Regions from separate parts of the Mus musculus genome. Here region 2 is linked to region 1. The links are chromatin contacts, found by Hi-C or POLR2A ChIA-PET in ENCODE. All regions are on one chromosome and are shown on one strand. The core of a region is the stretch at or near the end of the contact, and the rest is flanking DNA. Distances in the headings are between cores, read along the strand shown.

What was found. Hi-C counts contacts between places; a loop is a spot of excess contacts on that map. ChIA-PET counts read pairs that join two places held with the same protein, here RNA polymerase II (POLR2A).
Region 2: a loop to region 1 is called in a map of heart, with 6 times the contacts of the local background. The contact joins two enhancer-like sites. A Hi-C loop is called at or near these places in 14 of 37 maps with a recorded cell type or tissue (Patski, T-helper 17 cell, gastrocnemius and 4 more). POLR2A ChIA-PET finds 5 or more read pairs at or near these places in 3 of 5 experiments (all embryonic stem cell).

What each region holds. Positions count from the first base shown.
Region 1 is chr13:109,773,085-109,778,629 of GRCm38, forward strand. All of the region lies in intron 7 of Pde4d (phosphodiesterase 4D, cAMP specific), which reads left to right. Among named protein-coding and RNA genes, the nearest start is that of Mir1904, 130 kb to the right of the region's middle. Within about 2 kb of position 3,208, at least 2 of the 3 ENCODE cell types and tissues checked have a DNase peak (open chromatin) inside an H3K27ac peak, as active enhancers do; they include gastrocnemius and heart, where a contact is called at or near this core.
Region 2 is chr13:109,819,010-109,824,554 of GRCm38, forward strand. All of the region lies in intron 7 of Pde4d (phosphodiesterase 4D, cAMP specific), which reads left to right. Among named protein-coding and RNA genes, the nearest start is that of Mir1904, 82 kb to the right of the region's middle. Within about 2 kb of position 3,458, at least 3 of the 3 ENCODE cell types and tissues checked have a DNase peak (open chromatin) inside an H3K27ac peak, as active enhancers do; they include gastrocnemius and heart, where a contact is called at or near this core.

The DNA.
Region 1 (5,545 bases), core at 1,958-4,457:
TTCCTTGGGAAATATTTTCTGGTGTACCATGATTTTACAGAGGTGACTTTGTGCTTGGGTTTGGTTTAACATCGTTGTAGACACTTGTATCAGCAAGGTTCATTGCTCATACGGTATTATCTTTGTTGTTGTGTTAGCCTTCTCCACCTTGTCTGAATGCAACATAGCTTAGTTTAAAGGGGAATGGCAAAACCAAACATACTGGCATGCACTTACAGACCTCATACTTGGAGGACTAAGGGAGAAGGATGGCAAGTTCAAGACCAGCCTGGGCTACTACAAAGGAAGTCTGAGGTTATCCCAAGCATTGTAATGAGAACTGTCTCAAAAACAAACAAACAAACAAACAAAACCAGGAAAAAGAAGAATTGGGGCTAGCAGTAAGGTTCAACAGGTAAAGGTGATTGTTTCTAAGCCTAAACCTGAGTTCAAACCCCCAGTACCCATTTGGTGGAAATAGAACCAACTCTCATAAGTTGACTTCTGACTTCCACATGTATAAATGAATATATATATTCATTTAGAACTAGACCCAGGGCCCAGGAAATGAAGTTCATAAAGTGTTGTCACACAAGCAGAAGGACTCCAGTATTTGCATAAAACTCTGGGTGTGGCACGGAACACCTATGACCTTAGTGCCTGAGCAGTGCCTAAAATAGGGTGCTATTAGGGCTTACTGGCCTGCCAGCCTAGCTCAGTCAGGAAGCCCAGGGTCCCAGTGAGGGAGACCGTATCTAAAGCTATCAGATGGAGAATAGTTAACAGAGATACCAGACATTGATGTCTGGTGTCACATGCATATATATCTACACACTCACATGCATGCTTATACTAACACTCACACACACACAGGAAAAGTTCCCACAGATATTGGGGCGAAAATACAGCGGAAGTAAAGAACATAAAAAGAAAACGATCCCTATCCTATTAGTCCGTGTTCGATAGGAGAGTTGACCTCAACTGAACCCAAGCCAGAGGATGATCTCATTTTGCTGAACTTGCGACCAAATTGAGCTCATTTAATTGTTTCTTGAAACCTCAATTGATTCATTAAAATAATTGCCTGGAAAGAAAACCTATGATTTCTAAAATTACTACCAGAAGAAAATTAGCACATTCTCCAAGTTAGACCAATTTTTTGGTTCAAGTATCTTCTTTAAACCCCTGTCCATAATCTGAGGAAAGGGGGGGAGGAGGAGGAGGAAGAGGAGGAAGAGGAGGAAGGAGGAGGAAGGAGGAGGAGGAGGAAGGATGAGAAGGAAGAGGGGGAGGAGGAGGACGAGGAGGAGGAGGACGAGGAGGAGGAAGAGGAAGAGGAGGCCCTTACATGATTTTCAGTGAATATACTTTATGGAAAAATGAGCATGTATTGACCAATGTGCTGGCTGGCTCTATCTGTGGTCACCACATTGCAGATGATTCTGAAAAAAACGGATGTTTTCTTCCTTGAGAATTCCATCAAGTGTGTGTGGGGGGGTCACATTTTAATAACTATTAAGCTATTGGTTCTCTCTGTCTCATCTGCTTATGATGATGTCACAAGGTCCTGGCTTATTATGTGTACAGTCCACCACTTTGGGTCTTGATTGTCATCAAAAGAATAATAGTAGAAATTCCTCCCTACTAAAATGAATTCTCCAAGGAACAAATTGTTTGTTGTTGTTTTGTTTTGTTTTGTTTTGTTTTGTTTGTTTTGTTTCATTTCGCTTTATTTGTTTCTTTGTTTTCTGTTCTTGTTGTTTTGGTTTGTTTAGAAACTCAGATTCAGTATAAAGGGCGAAACAAAGATGGACGGGTGGAATGGGTCCCTCTTTTCTGTGCTACTTCCTGGGGGTGCTGAGGGCATATTTTGTGAGCACATGCATGGAGTTCTTAGTGAGCGCAACTCCATGGAACCCGAGACCCTTGCTCAGACACACAGTGCAGCCCTCTGGAGAGGAGCTTCCCCCACCCCCTTCGTGCACAATAGGCAAATCATAGTGGGGGGGGGGCGAGTAGAAGGCAATGTTCTTTTCTTCTCTGATGCTTTTGCCTTGAGGGTACTTGTATCTACCTTGTAGGTAGGGCGACCATCTCCCCCCCCCCCAAAAAAAAAACAATGTAGGATACTGGTGGAATGATTCGTGACCAACAAGCAATCTTGGTTTCTCCGTGGTCAGTGTACCTCCCCTCCCCCACAGCACTTTGCCGGTGCCCAAACCAAACTCAAGGGAGAGTCTATTCACTCAAGGTCACAGAACTGAAGCAGTCCCTGGGTTGTCTCTGCAATTTTTACATAACACTGAGAGGAAATCATTATCTGCTGGAATTAGGCAATTATGGTGAAGAAGGCCTCATTTGTACCTCTTACTAGTTTGTGACCTGGGGCTTATCTAGAATGGCAAACTAATTAGCTGTCATTAACTGCTTAGAGCAGCTGCGTTGTTACAGACCACTGTAGACAACACACACACACACACACACACACACACACACACACACACACACACACCACTGACGAAAGTCTCATTTACTTCCCAAGCTTTGCAAACCGAGGTGGGAACATGGGCAGGGAAAAGGCCTCTTTTCTCAGTAATCTAGAAAAACAAGTACGCTTGAAAAACCTAAAAGCTACCAACAAGAACAGTGATGATCCTGGTGTTGAGACTTGATACTTGACTGTCTGAGATTTGAGATACCCAGAAAAGATGACACATCGCTTGGGGCTCATCTATCCTTACGATCACGTCCTGGGAGGGGTGGAAAGGAGTTTTTGTCTATTTGTTTGTTTTGTTTTGTTGCAAAGCCAGTGGGGACACTTTCAGATAAAACCTGCAAGGGTGAACCCCAATTCTCTCCAGCTTTAATTTCTAACTAGAGAACAGAGATATGAGTACCTGCCACTCAGAACCGTTGCAAGAATGCAAGCAGATAAGTTACAGAAAGGGTAAAGGCCGGTCATCAGGTCATAAGTGGCTCCCCAAGTATTCCGTTGGGCAGTTCTGTCCCCTCGCTTCCCATTTGTTCCTAACCCCTGTTTTGGCACGGGAGAGTGGAGGTTACAGAGGATTGCGGTGGCCTTCTGTCATTTCTCACTCCGAACGTCTCGGGATGCTTTTGTTCCAGGCGGTAACACCCACACATTTTCAATGCTTCCTGTATCACGTATAACCTAGGTCCGGAGCCAGTTACTCGTAGCAGAAGCAAAGAGGATGTGGGGCCAGTAGAGGGCAGCAGAGAGGCAAAAATGCCCAAGCTCTGAGAGTGTGGGGACCAAGTCATGATGACGGGACAGAAAGTACTTTTGAACGTTCCTTTCATTTTAAACCAAGGTTAAGAAAGTTAACTGCAGTGCAGCCACCTCTCAGAACCTTGTCATCCTCAATATCACCTGCACTACGCTTCTTAAGTTTACTATTATCATCTTCTTTATGTAATCATATTCAATTGAGAATTTTCATGCAGCAACAAACCTCAAAGGAAATCTATTTGGATGTCTTTATTGGAAATGTGAGAAAAACCAAGGCTGCTGAGAGAAAACACTACTTTGTGGCTGAACTGGGAATAACTCCTCATCCTTGCTCTGAGCCCAAGCCTTAAACCCTGACCCCCAACCATAAACAAGCAAACACTAGATAGAATAGTAAGTTTAAAGAAATGTATGCTTACAAGACACCACAGGGAATATGAAAGAATGTTAATTTCTGAGTAGCAGGTAGCTTTAGACTATTATGGACTTAAAAATCACAAAAATGTCTTGGGCCAATATCTCACTGGAAATGCCTTCATATTTAGAGCTATTTGAATAACATCTAGTAGTGATTCTAGAGGTAGGGGGATAGCCAGCCTAAAACAATGGCTTTTGCTTTTGTCTCTAAGGTCTTATATCAAAACAACACACTCCCTCTGTCCCTGTAGAGGGGACAGGAAAAGTGACAGGCAGAAAGCCATGTACACAGAGTTCTGGTCCAGAAAAAACACTGGCCATTCCACTTAGAACTATTTTAACCTGGATGCTCTTGATCCCATCAAGAAAAGAATGTTTACTCTGAATAGAATTCTGTCAGTCAGGAAGCCCGAGGATTAAAAGTGAAGTATCCAAATGCTAGTTAGTCAAAACACAGCGGGAAGAAACTCGGTCTTCAGCTGTCATTGTTCTGAAGGATAAAGCAAAACTGAAGGTCTACTTGACAAGTTGTTAGCACAACCAACCCAAGGTATTTAAGAGAACAATGGTTTCTCTTAGGATGTGGGCCATTTGCTTAAGCACTTTCACCTTATTAAAGAAAAGGAGCCAAGTTGTAGGGTTTTTTTGTTTTTTTGTGTGATAGTAATGATACTAGTAATTATTTAGATCTTTTTTAGTCTCTGTGTCCCATGCATATACGTGATAAAAAGAGTAGGATATATTATTTATTAAAATATACTATATTATATATTCACATGTATTTAAAATAATATATGGTGGGGCTTCCTTCAAGAAATGAGATCCCTGTGTAAGAGCGTCTTGGGTGCTGAGGAGACAATGAACTGCAAAGTGCATAAGGATCACAGCAGAGCGAGCCATCTTCAGAGAAACCCCGCCCCCTCATCACTGGCTTTCTGGTATCACCTTTTAAATTGTCCTGTAGTAAGAGAAAATCTAGTGCCAAGGGACCTGTCACTCCAGAGGAGTGCTCAGTGGGCTCTTTCTGGGTGTGCCTGAAATGTTGCTGATGCTTCATGCTTAATAACTTTAATGAAAATTTAATAAAGATTACACATGCTCACGATTATAGACAGGCTGTTTGGTGGCCTTTGCTTATACATTTGATATATATATAATATACAATTATATATATATATATATATATATATATATATAATGAATGCCTAGGTATTCTGACTTTTTTTTAAAGCTAAAACAGTTAATTTATGCACCCTGCCTCCCTAATAAAAAGACTCCTAGTGAAAATGAGATTTGTCTGACGACATGTATGCATGGCTCTTTTATTAGCTGAAGTATTTAATAGACTAGTAAGAAGCCATTTTCTTCCTTGCTTGCTTCATAGCTTGCATTGCTGTCTCAGGCTTTTGTTTAGACAATTGAGTTATAAACACACACACACACACACACACTACCTGACTTTTTCACCAGGAATTGGTAGAACCTGTACTTGTACGTGGAATTACAACAGCAGAGACAAAGGACATGCCATAATCAATTCAACTGTGATTCGTCTGAGTCTGGTTTGGCTACTTTGTTAGTTGAAAGAATAGAATGCTGCTGAAGGTTCCTTTAGCTGGCAAAGCCAAAGGTCAAGTACAGCCCTGTTCAGTTCTGAGCTTAAGTTAGTGGTGAGCACAACGCTTCGTCTCCAGAATGTATTCGTTCTATGTTGGGATTGTTCATCTGGTCAATGGTCGTTTTCACTTTCTAGCCCTTGTGAATCGTGGGGAACACAGTAAAGCGTAACTGCTCGTTTCAAAGAACTCACAAGGCAGGAGGGAAAGCACAATGAGTGAGACTGAGATGCAGACAGTTCTGCCTGGGGAACTCTGGGCGTGGGGTGAGGGCTCTGGTTTG
Region 2 (5,545 bases), core at 2,208-4,707, 46 kb after region 1:
GAAGAAGAAGAAGAAGAAGAAGAAGAAGAAGAAGAAGAAGAAGAAGAAGAAGAAGAAGAAGAAGAAGAAGAAGAAGAAGAGATATTAACTATTTAAAGTTTACTAAGGTGTAGGGGGCAAATCTGTATTGGATAGGTAAGGGCTAATGATCTGTTGACAATGAGTTCCTTTCCTCTGATACACCAGTCCAGGGCTAAATCACAAAGATGAATACCCTCCTGTGAGTCATACATCCTTCTCCTCTTACAACGTCTGGCTTCCCTGATTCACATCCAGTCTAGAACTTATGCAGATGGATTTTGGTTTTGCTTGTGAAATCTGGACGAGCCAACTTAAGCCTAGGTGACCACCACGTGTTTCTGAGTTAAGTCTTATGACAATTTTATATTAAACTATTAACTGCAAAGGGGGAAAGGCACTTTTGGATGGATGCAAATCTCATTATTAATAAAAATGAGTTAATTTTCCGGCTGCCTAGTCTACAGTGAAATATATTTCATGGCAGTGATTCTCAGCCTGTGTGTCATGACCCCTTTTGGGGTCAAATGACCCTTTCCCAGGGGTCACCTAAGGTAACAAGAAAGAATTGTATTTACAGTACAATTCATAACAGTAGCAAAATTACAGTTATGAAGTAGCAATAGGAGTAATTTTTATGGTTGGGGCCATCACAACATGAGGAACTATAATAAAAGAAATTAGCAATAGGAAGGAAAAGTTGAGGACCACCGGTTTATGGGATGGCTCAACATCTCACAAACAATTAGGATTTCCAGAGTCCAAGGTCTTTAATCTGGATCTATCTTTCGGGTGAAGGAATGAAGCTAGCTTAGTGCACACAATTCATTAACGGTCAGGTGAACACTGACAGTTTGACTCAGAGAGAGCTCGCACAGACCAGTTTCTAAATAATCCTTGAAGGATTTTTTAAGAGCACAATTAGGTTTTACATCAACTTGACATCTAAGAGTAATCAGACACTCAGTGCAGAATGCATTCCATTATGTTTTATGAAACTCATAATGCAAGGCTGATGCTCTCATATTTGCTTTAGATAATTAGTTTCTCAGCAGAAAATAAAAAGTCTTAAAGGAACAGTGTTCTCTAATTTCAGTGGCACGGAAGAGCTGACTCTTAGTGCCAGGGAGAAAATATCACCTATTCCTTTCCTTCTCCTTTTCCAAACAAACAACAAAGCCTTCATCCAAGCCATTATTCTGTATTGGGTTTCTCTTGTGTGCCACACCTTGTGACAGACCTCAGTAAACATCCTCTCTAACTCTTTAAATAACCCACAACGCAGAAGCCTTCATTTCTACTTAAGAGATCAGAAAACGGTGGCTCACAGAATTAAGAAAGATTCTGAAATGACACAGTAGCAAGTGAGTTCAAGCAAGTCTCCATCTAAGGTCCGCCTGCCCCTAAAGCCAGCATTTTTCAGCCCTGCCACATCTCTCCATTCTGAACCAGAATAAGATACATGTGCCAAGAGCAAAAAGCATCAGGGGGAGATTCATGGAGGTAGCCACAGCCCTCCAAGGAAGAGGCAAAAGTTTTGGGCAAAGCAGTACAAATACAGGTCACCAGTCAAGCAATGACATGAATTAGGGAACAAGTCAATCATAGTATTTAGTCCGTAGCAGTAGGGGCTGGCTAGTACACGAGCAGACACTGGGTCTGAGCTGCCCATGGATTTTCTTTTCTTTTCTTTTCTTTTCTTTTCTTTTCTTTTCTTTTCTTTTCTTTTCTTTTCTTTTCTTTTCTTTTCTTTTCTTTTCTTTTCTTTTTTTTCTCTCTCTCTTTCTTTTTCATGTATTTTAGAATCCAGGAAAACTTACCATTTCTTTCCAGAACTCATCAAATCGATTATTACTTCTGTTTTGTTTTGTTTGTTTGTTTGTTTTTGAGACAGTCACACTGTGTAGGCTAGACTAGCATCTTCCTACCTAACTTCCTGAGTGCTATTATCAGCAACACATCCAGCCCTGCCTCTTATCCTTTTAAGATACGTGGTCTGCATGCATGTGTGTGTCTGTGTGCATGTGTGTGCCTGTGGATGTATGTGGACACCAGACAACAATCTCAGGTGTCCTTCTCAGAAAAACCATCCAATTCCTTTGGGGGCAGTGTCTCCTTTTGGTCTGGAGTTCATCAACAAAGGGAGACTGGCTAGCCGTGGAGCCCCAAGTACCTTCCTGTCTTTATCTCCCCTAAGCTAGGATTGCAAGCACAAACAGATGCTACCACACCTTGAATTTTAACATGGCTTTTGCAGATTTAACTCAGATCCTCTAGCCCACAGTCAGTTTACCAACTGTCTCCCCCACCTTCATCACACACACACAACACACACACACACGAAATACAGAAGGAAAGAAAGAAAACAAGCTTAAAAATAACATTTATTTTATTTTAAAAGATCAGCACTGGAATACCATGACAGTGTGAGCATTAGTTTTTTATCAGTCTTGTGGGGGTAATGACTGTGTGATCTTGAATACACCATACAACCGTCTTTGGGCTTCAGTACCTCATATGAATGCAGAAGGGTTGAGTGAAGTACAGGCTGGCATCCTTCAGTGTCAGGATTCTAAATATTTCTACACAGAACTAATAGCTCTACCTTGAGGTGTTAAACAGAGTTTCTTCTGAACAGTTGCTCCTACTAAGTTGGTTATAGGCAGTTTGGCAATCTTAGAGAAGTGATTGTACCAACATTTGATTCATCTGTATTGATGTCAGACAGGCAATGCCTGCTTAGATTAGGTGTTCACCATCCTGCCATGCTAAGTGTCCTTGGGTCTTTACAGCCTTCCAGTTGAGCTATAGCCAAATCTGAAATCTGAAGGTAGAGTTGAACCCTAATAAACTTGACTGCAAACAGAGGCTGTTTCTTTAGCAGCATAATAGCAGTCCGCAGCTCCCGGGGAGGAAATGAATAACGAACTTGAACTTAGAACCTAGTGCGTCCCTTGAAAGTTGAGCACGTCAGTGAGATTTCTCCAACAGTTACACTGACAGTAAAATGTTCAGTTCACAGTGATACCGTTTTATACTGAGCTATGGTTATTTTCTTCATCCCCACAATCTTATTTCTTAAACAAAATGTTTATGAAAAGGAAGGAAAAGGTGTTCACTGCAGTATGAAGTCAATATGGTTCTGATTCAGAGAGTAAAAACCAAGATCACTTCAAGGACTGAGCCTGCAACACAGTATAAGAAAATAATCTTCTATCAAAAGCTTTAGTGAACCCTAAAGACAGACCAGGAGCAGGGTTGGCTGGCTTCCATCCTGGGATCAGAAGCACGGAACACGGATCTGCAAGCTGAGGGAGGTCTACATTCTACTCAGCAATCTTGTCCCCTTTGGGTCCTTGAAGGAGAGGACACTAGAGGACAGGATCCTAACTGACAAGCCACAGACTAAGGCGGCTGCTTTGCAGAGCACAACTCTGGCTTGCTGGAACGAAGGAGCCTTGCCTTGCTGAAATCCGGTCCGCGTTTTGCTGAGAGCCCAGACGCTGTGAATAAGAGGAGCCTCTGAGGGCTGGTTTCTGATGTCGCACTCGGCACGATAAGAATGCCATTGACGTCAGCAGAGTCATCATCAGGGAGAATGGCACCCCAGCTCTTGAAACCACACCAAGCAATTGCAGTGCTTTTGAAAATTAAAAGCCGGTGCTGGGGAGTGGGGGCGGGGAGGGAAAGGCGCTGAGGGGAAGCAGTGGCTCCAACCGAACTGTCTTTCTTTTGTGCATTTCCTGTATTTTCAAAAAGAAGAAGAAAAGCAGACACACAGTGCTCCCCTGAGCATGCACACACACACACACACACACACACACACACACACACACACACACACACACAGCTGCAGGGGCTCCTTCAACCTAAATGAGAGCATTAAGGAGAGATAAGGAGGGACTAAGGGAGGAAGAGGGAGAGAGAAAGAGGGAGAGAGGGAGGGAGAGAGACAGAGAAAACAGAGAGAGAATATGATTTTAATTTGTTAACATTTCTGAATCCAGATAAAACAAACTTTGCCACCCAGCTGCTGGACAGAAGCCCCGAGCCACAGGGGAAAACATCAGCCAATGAGAACAGAATTGCTGAACCCAAACTGATAGCTTACACTGTGTGTCCACACACAGATTACAAGAGAGGAATTAAACACTTCAAAAGAGCTACTGCAAAGTAAACCTCTCCTCCCCACACTTTCCACCACACACACACACACACACACACACACACACAGACACACACAGACACACACACACAGACACACACACACACACACACACACACAGACACACACACACACACAGACACACACACACACACACAGACACACACACACACAGACACACACACACACACACACACTATTCAGAGCTTTTGAGTGTCTGACTGAAAAAAACTGACAAAAGTTGAAGGTTTGGAAAGGGTCCGCGCTAGGCTGTGTGATGTCAGCTTCCAGAGGCAGTCCTAAGAACATCACCTCACGCTGAATTCAAAGGCCACCTAGTCTGGAAAAGGTCTTGGAGTTAGGCAGACTTTGAAAACATTTTTTTTTTTTTTAAATGGCGAAATGTGACTCTTAGAAATTTCCCATTTAACCTAATCCTTTTTCTTTGCCTCTACCGATTGTAGGCAGGCTCCACCCTCACCTCCCCTAGCACTAAGAGAAGGAGATAGCATGGGTTTGATGATATCAGCAGCCCCGGGCCACATGCTTTATTTTACAGCATTGATTGGCAGCTTCCCAAGTCCATGGGATCTTTTGCTGACCTGCTTTTCAGATCCGTATCTCCCAGTCACACCAGAAAGAATCCCTTCTGAGCCTGGGAAATGTGAGCCTCGGAAACAAAAGGGCATTTGCACTAAAGCAGAATCTGGCAGAAAGCATGGGTTTAATAAATTGCATCATGTGAAAGTTCCCTGTCAGATGCACTGGCAGCAGAGAAACAGGCACACGCATGCGGGAAGGGAGCTCGCTCCTCATCCAAAGACTGAGTTCCTTTTGAAAAGGAAGACGCGATAAACAGCATCTCTCTCCAAAATATACATTATACATGCATAATAGAGAGAGCAGCGTGTGGAACATGTACATCTAGCCTGTCTTTCCTGTGAGAGCAGAAAGAGAGAGAGCTAAGTACCCATAGAGGGATTTGGGCTGTGTGTTATCAAAGGATATCATATATCTAGAACTTGGGTCATTTGGTTTAGTTTTTGTTTTATTTTGGTTTTTCGCTTTGTTTTGTCTTTTTAAAAAATCCTACTAGTACGTACACTTAATAGTGGGATTGTTTTTCTTCTCTCCTTTCCTTTTGCCCTGACTCTTTCCTTCTTTTCCTTCTGCTCTTCCTCCTTTTTCTTTCCTTCCCTCTTCCCCTAAAAATATGAAAAAAAGATAATCCCAAAGCTTTTAGTATGTGACAGAGGCATAGACATGTGGTTCTCAACTGTGGGTCACGACCCCTTTGAGGAGACAAAGGACCCTTTTATAGGGCTGCCTAAGACCGTTGGAAAAAAACATATTTACATTACA